Regions from separate parts of the Mus musculus genome. Here region 1 is linked to region 2. A link is a loop called in an ENCODE intact Hi-C map of the cell type or tissue named here. Cell type or tissue: heart. All regions are shown on one strand. Links, peaks and the distances in the headings refer to the core of each region. The heading gives the core; the rest is flanking DNA. Region 1 has its middle 1.7 kb from the start of Vmn1r54. Region 2 overlaps 4930471M09Rik (RIKEN cDNA 4930471M09 gene).

Region 1 (2,919 bases), core at 141-2,640, 1.2 Mb before region 2:
CAAAAACATCAGTTTCCCTAATAAAAAAAATAAATACAGTTGCTCTAGTAATGGCAAGGGACAAAAATTGCCCTATTCAAAAAGGACAGATTTGGGATTGTTGACTGCTAAGCTCTGCCAAGACAGAGTAAGCTACTCCTTTATATTACTGCTTTATTTCAGGATCTTCCAGGTGGCTCTGGGCCAGAAGGTTGAAGACAGATGCTCTGACATTTTGAGGAATAGGGAATTTTCCAGGTAGCCAGCTGTCTCTACAATTTGTTTAAGTTTCAGAAGCTATATTTTTGTGCTTCCTAAATGTCTGGGTAATATTTAATTCATTCTCAGATTTCTGATGGGGTTGTGTGGGTCTGGGTACCAGAGGTTTTCCATGGAGATCTCTGTCCAGGCCTGGTGCGAGGGTTCCAGCGAAGGGAAGTGAGTGTAGGCAGGGAGTCTCTGCGGTGCCTTCCAGATGGCTCAGTAACTCTGAAAGGCTCTGAACTGAGTTGGGTCAGGCCGGGCCCCACGAGAAGCCAACTCTCCAGTGAGGAGTGTGGTGGGAACTCAGGTGGTTCTTTGGGAGAGACGATCTCTTCCCAAGTGTTACAAACAGATCTTGGAACCAAAGACTCAGAGGAAGTAGTTCTCACACACCTTTAATTCCCTGGATGGATTTATATGCAGTACTAGGGGTGATTCAGAGTTCAACAGCAGGTACCTCTCATTGGCTTGTACTGAGAGTTTGGGGGAACCTTATTTGCATGTGGGAAGGCTTGGTGCTGGTTCCTATGTGACTGATAGCCACGCATCTCTCCTGTGGAGGCTATGGGGGTAGTAACTTCAACAGGAGCCAGGAGTCCAGGAGACATGATCGAACACCTTCTGTCCCATGTAGGTGGAAATTACCATGCACTGTGTCCCACCGGGGTTCAAGACCTAAGCTCGACTGGAGACCAAGCTGTCTGTGTGTAGCCTGTTGCTCCACGGGGTTGAAGACGAGTTATGATCTCACAATTGAACTTAAGCTATTTACCATTGAAGAAGGTGTTCTAGGTGTAAAAGATGGTTTTCAGATGATAATACAAGTTGAAATCAAACATGACTTGGGTACAGAATTGTAACTAATTAAGTTAGAGTAGATGATAGAATACTTTATCTAAATTGTCAGGTATGATGGACTGGATGTTAATTGTATATCGTACTTTGTAATATACATAATTGTTATAGTTATGTTCAATTTATGTCTGAGAAAAGGTAAGATGTTCAGGATTGGATCCAATGCTTTGACTTAAACTGGCCCTCAAAATCAGAAATCTGCTTGTCCAATCACTTAAGGTCCTTATCCCCAGTTGGTTTTTGATCTATCAATAAAGAGCCAATGACCAGTGGCTGGGCAGGAAGACTGAAGCAAGATCTTTAGATTTGCTCAGGCTAAGAACTGAGAGAAAGGAAGAGAGACAATCACCATAATTCAGAGGTAGACGGATCAGATTTATTGCTGCAGAAGGAAAATCATCTGGAATGTAGGTGAGAAGGAATGTGGCTCCCAAAGGGGTTGCCCAGAAGTGTCTTGGGCAGCAGAGACTAGTGATCCACCTAGGAGGAACCAGAACAACAAAGATAAAATATAGAATTAGAGGGCATTAAGCCAATATTACAGGAGGGAAATATGTGCTAGATGGGAGGATTAGAATTGCCCAATCTTTGAGCTAGTCAAGGCATTTTAAAATAACTGGTGTGTGTGTGTGTGTGTGTGTGTGTGTGTGTGTGTGTGTGTGTGTCTTTCAATCACAAATCCGTATTGCTCCTGAATGGGTGCATGTATGTGACCTGCTGAGAACACGACCCACCAAGAGCCAAAGTGCTGTAGCCAACTGCTGCTACAAGATCTTCTGGTGTACATCTGAGGCTTGGGTTGCCTGAGTGTGAGAAATATCACTTCTTCTGCAAGGATATATGGAATCCTAGATAGCTGTGCAGCCCATCTTTCAGAATGGGTTGCATAATTCTTCTTTCACTAAAACCTTAAAATGGGAATAGCCCTGAACCTATTATAATTATTAAAAAAAATTACAAAATTTAGACTATGTTCCCACCAGTCTCTGATAACTGGCTGCTTCCCACAGAGGCCTTTGTTCTACTGTGATATCAGCACACATCTCAGATGCAGTTACAAGGCGGGATTCACAGAAAACACCTGAAATGCTCCCAGAAAGAGATTGGAAAGGAATTGCTCAGGGATTCTACTGCCTTCATATTTAATCTTCTCTGTTTCAGGCTGGGACAGAACTGATCGGTTGTTGTTAAAACTGCATTAACTCTCCCAAGTCATAAACATAAGGAATCTCACAGGAATAAAGCCAGCAGCAGACACTTTTGCAGAGTTCACCCTGTGCAGAAAACACCTCAGGCTTGGTATGTGGACTTCACCTTCCTTTACATGGAGAGTATCCCTGACACAGGCCACAACTGTCCATATGGTGTAAAGGAAGTGACTGCAGCTCGGCCTCAGAGTGCTCAGGGTCACACACAGAAGAAATGGCAGATGATGGGTAGGAAGGGAAACAGTCTGGATTCCCACACATCAGTGATCCCTGCAGAGCCACACAAAGGGCACTAGGTCTGCTGTAAATGAGCACAAACAAAGATAGACTGGAATAAACTGACTCTGGGCCTGTTTAAGCCAGGGAGAGTGTTTCATGTGTGGGTCTCATTTCTACTTTCTTGCAATCTTTATTGAACTTCACCAAAAACTGTATAGCTGCTATGTGCCTGACAATCAAGATCATACAGATGAAAGACAGCTAGGACATTGCTTTTTCCTCAGGAAATCTCAAATGTGAATCAATAGGAAAAGAAATATTCCCATGACACATGGCAGTTTAATATGTAAGAAAGCTTATGTACAGGTAGGGCGCATGACTATTGGAATGGCAG
Region 2 (2,919 bases), core at 321-2,820:
TCTGAATTATTTAATAATATAAAAAATTCTAGTCATGTAGCAAAAAATAATTATTGTCTGAAATTCAAGGTTGTATGTTGATTTTATCTTGTCCTGACTGTGGAACTTGTAAGATATGAAGGGAAAGCAGACGTGTCCATGTTCCAGATCATGCAGCGCCAGCTAAAGGCTCAGAGCAGGAGGCCTACAGGTGTGCTCAGCGCAGATGAACTGGTTGCCAATACCGATGACGTGAGTTTGGTTCCTGGAATTTACGTTCTGGAAGGGAAGAACCAACACTGAGGACCCCAAGAAGTGCGTTGTGGTATGCATACCTCTGCACCCCTCCACACACACAAAATAAAGAAATGAAAAGAAAGAAACCAGAGCTAAGGGAGATGGTCAGTTTAAATAATGAGAACTAGTGCCTGGAGAGAAGGCTTCATGCTTAAGAGCCCTTGCTGCTCTTTCAGAGAACACAGGCTCCTTCACAGTGCCCACACAGCATCCCCAAATCACCTGTAGACTCAGTTTTAGGGGATCCACAAAAAACAATTCTGAGGTCCACAGGCACGAATGTGGTGAAAATACATATATGTGTGGAAAACACTCAGACACATAAAATAAAATGTTTAAAAATGGAGATCTTCTAACTAAAATTGTATAGCATCGTAAAGAAAATGTCAACTTTATTTAAGATTCATAGTGTAATAATTGAAGAGTAATAGTAATAATAGCGTTTTAACTTAAGTTTTACTGAGTGACTCCCCTTAAATTATCGTTGTCTTTTTTCATTAATTTATTTTTTATTTCCTTTAAATAACACATGGTCTTGATTTCCTAATCTTATTCTCAGTAAGAAGAGTCAGAAACAAATCTACAGGAGAGAGAGAGAGAGAGAGAGAGAGAGAGAGAGAGAGAGAGAGAGACAGACAGACAGACAGAGAGAGAGACAGAGACAGAAAGAGAGCTTTAACACTCCACCCCCACAACACTATGCAAAACTCTGCAAATGGTTCATTTCAGCATCTGTAACCAGGATAGTGAACTCTGTTACCTTCCTTTTAATTTACAAGCTACAGCTGCAAACTCTGATTTAGGAAAATGGGAACAATCTCATAAAACCATGACTTTAGGGGATGAGGCATTTAAACTATTGGAAAATGTTGCTCTTCTGGAGGTGAACATCCAGAACACATCCAGACACTCCCTTAATATTTACTCTTAATCCAAAACAATGAAGGTAAAGTTAGTTAGAAGGAAGCACCCATGTTTGAAAGCGATGTCTAATTGAGTGGCAGACAAAGTGACACGTCAGAGAAAAATTTACAGAATAGAATATGCCCAACTCCCAGGAGAAGAGAGAGGAAAGGGAAGCTACTTAAGGGAGAATCAGACAATGCAGGAAGAAAAGAGTACAGTACGGGAATACAGGAGAGTTCGTGGGGACGTCACAGTAGAGATGAGAGGGAGAGTAGAGCAGGACAGAGGGAGCAGGGAGAGAGTGTAACAGGGAGTTACAGGGAAAGATTGAAGAGAGAACGAGCTAGACACAGGTAAAGACAGATGCCTCCTTGATCCAGAAGACTGACCTAGAAGGGGGCATGCCATCTTGCCACCACTAGTGCCAAGGAGAGACACAGCTGACATTTCTGCAGCCATCCTGCTATCTGCTAATACTGTTCCACACTTTTGTCAATCAGACATGCAAAGCAAACGTATGTGGTATAAGCATCTTTAAATGATATATGATGGGAAGAAGTGTAAAAAATATCTTCTAGACTGGTCATTTCATGGGGAGCAGTCTGGTGAAGATAAACTCTTCAGAAACCATAGGAGTCCTCTGGCTTGTCCCCTCCCAGCTGAGTCTTCTCTGCTCACACCAATCCAGCAGAGCACGGCCTCAGAAGTCAGGGACAAAAACTGTCCACACTCAGCAATGTCATTTAAGACAGACACATCCCTCAATCAGAAAAGTTATGGTTGTCTGTCCCATGGCTGTCCTAGGATAACCTGTTGTATTGTGAGCCCAAATCACCTTTTGCACAGTCGAAAACACAGTTTGGTTCAGAAACTCTTGACAATCTGTATATAAAGAAATAAAAGTGACATGAGTTAGGGAAAATGGTCCTGCATGAAGAGTGTAGAAAAAGAAAGATTTAATAAACATACCAAAAAAACAGAATGCGCATGATGGGAGAAATGACCCAGAGAAACCTGAGGCTTTCGTTGTTAGAGCCAGCCATAAGCTGTCAGCCTAAAAGATGACAGTGTTAGCTTGCCCTGCACTGCAGTGTTCAAAGAAGCCAGGATTGCAGACACAGTGCCACCCTGCAGTTACTGCAATCAGGGAGAGCCCTGTAGTGCCTTGCATCACCAAAGGAGCTTCACACAGATGACAAATGCTCAGGCAGTGGTGGTGCATGCTTTTGATCTCAGCACTTGGAAGGCAGAAGCAAGTGGATCTAGACACTAGAGAAGAATGGCTGGTTCATCGGGGAAGACAAAACCATCACCCAGCAGATGCCAGCACCATTTCCAGAGATGCCAGAAGTAAATGACTTGTGGGAATGTGACGGGCAAACCACGAAGAGCCCTTGGGCTGAGGGAGGGCAGCTGTTTTTGAAAGACTGTGTAAGAATTGTTTTTTAAATCTTAAAGCCTTTGTAGCTGTGTCTTTTTGCTTATAATGGCAGTGGGAATGTTACCTGGTGTTTCTAAATCAACCTCCAAAAACAGTAGGAACAGATACCCAGCAAGGCAGCATGGCACAGACTCCAGCCATCAACATGGACCTTGCACAGTGCTGCAGTACAACCTCCTTCCCTCATCACCCAGTGACGCCTCCTGGGAGGCTGGGCCTTGCTGCTAAGCAGCTCTAACCTCCCTCCCAGTGCATTCAGTGCATCAGGAACAAGAGGAGTCCATTCCATTCCATCT

Evidence for each region. A loop is a pair of places that touch in the nucleus more often than their neighbours do. Peaks named below come from ENCODE experiments on the same cell type or tissue, not always from the same donor. Only the 100,000 strongest peaks of a DNase experiment are listed, where the experiment ranks them.
Region 1: a loop joins it to region 2, with 31 times the contacts of the local background. A loop is called at or near these places in 4 of 42 quality-filtered maps.

The regions. Positions count from the first base shown.
Region 1 is chr6:90,265,985-90,268,903 of GRCm38, forward strand. No RefSeq gene overlaps it. Among named protein-coding and RNA genes, the nearest start is that of Vmn1r54, 1.7 kb to the right of the region's middle. In heart, for the core only: no CTCF peak of the experiment used is centred there; no DNase peak of the experiment used is centred there.
Region 2 is chr6:91,430,773-91,433,691 of GRCm38, forward strand. 4930471M09Rik (RIKEN cDNA 4930471M09 gene) reads right to left here. Exons shown (of 3, transcript NR_045980.1): 2 at 2,018-2,064; 3 at 1-258. Among named protein-coding and RNA genes, the nearest start is that of 4930471M09Rik, 8.6 kb to the right of the region's middle. In heart, for the core only: no CTCF peak of the experiment used is centred there; no DNase peak of the experiment used is centred there; H3K27me3 peaks cover 1,891 bases.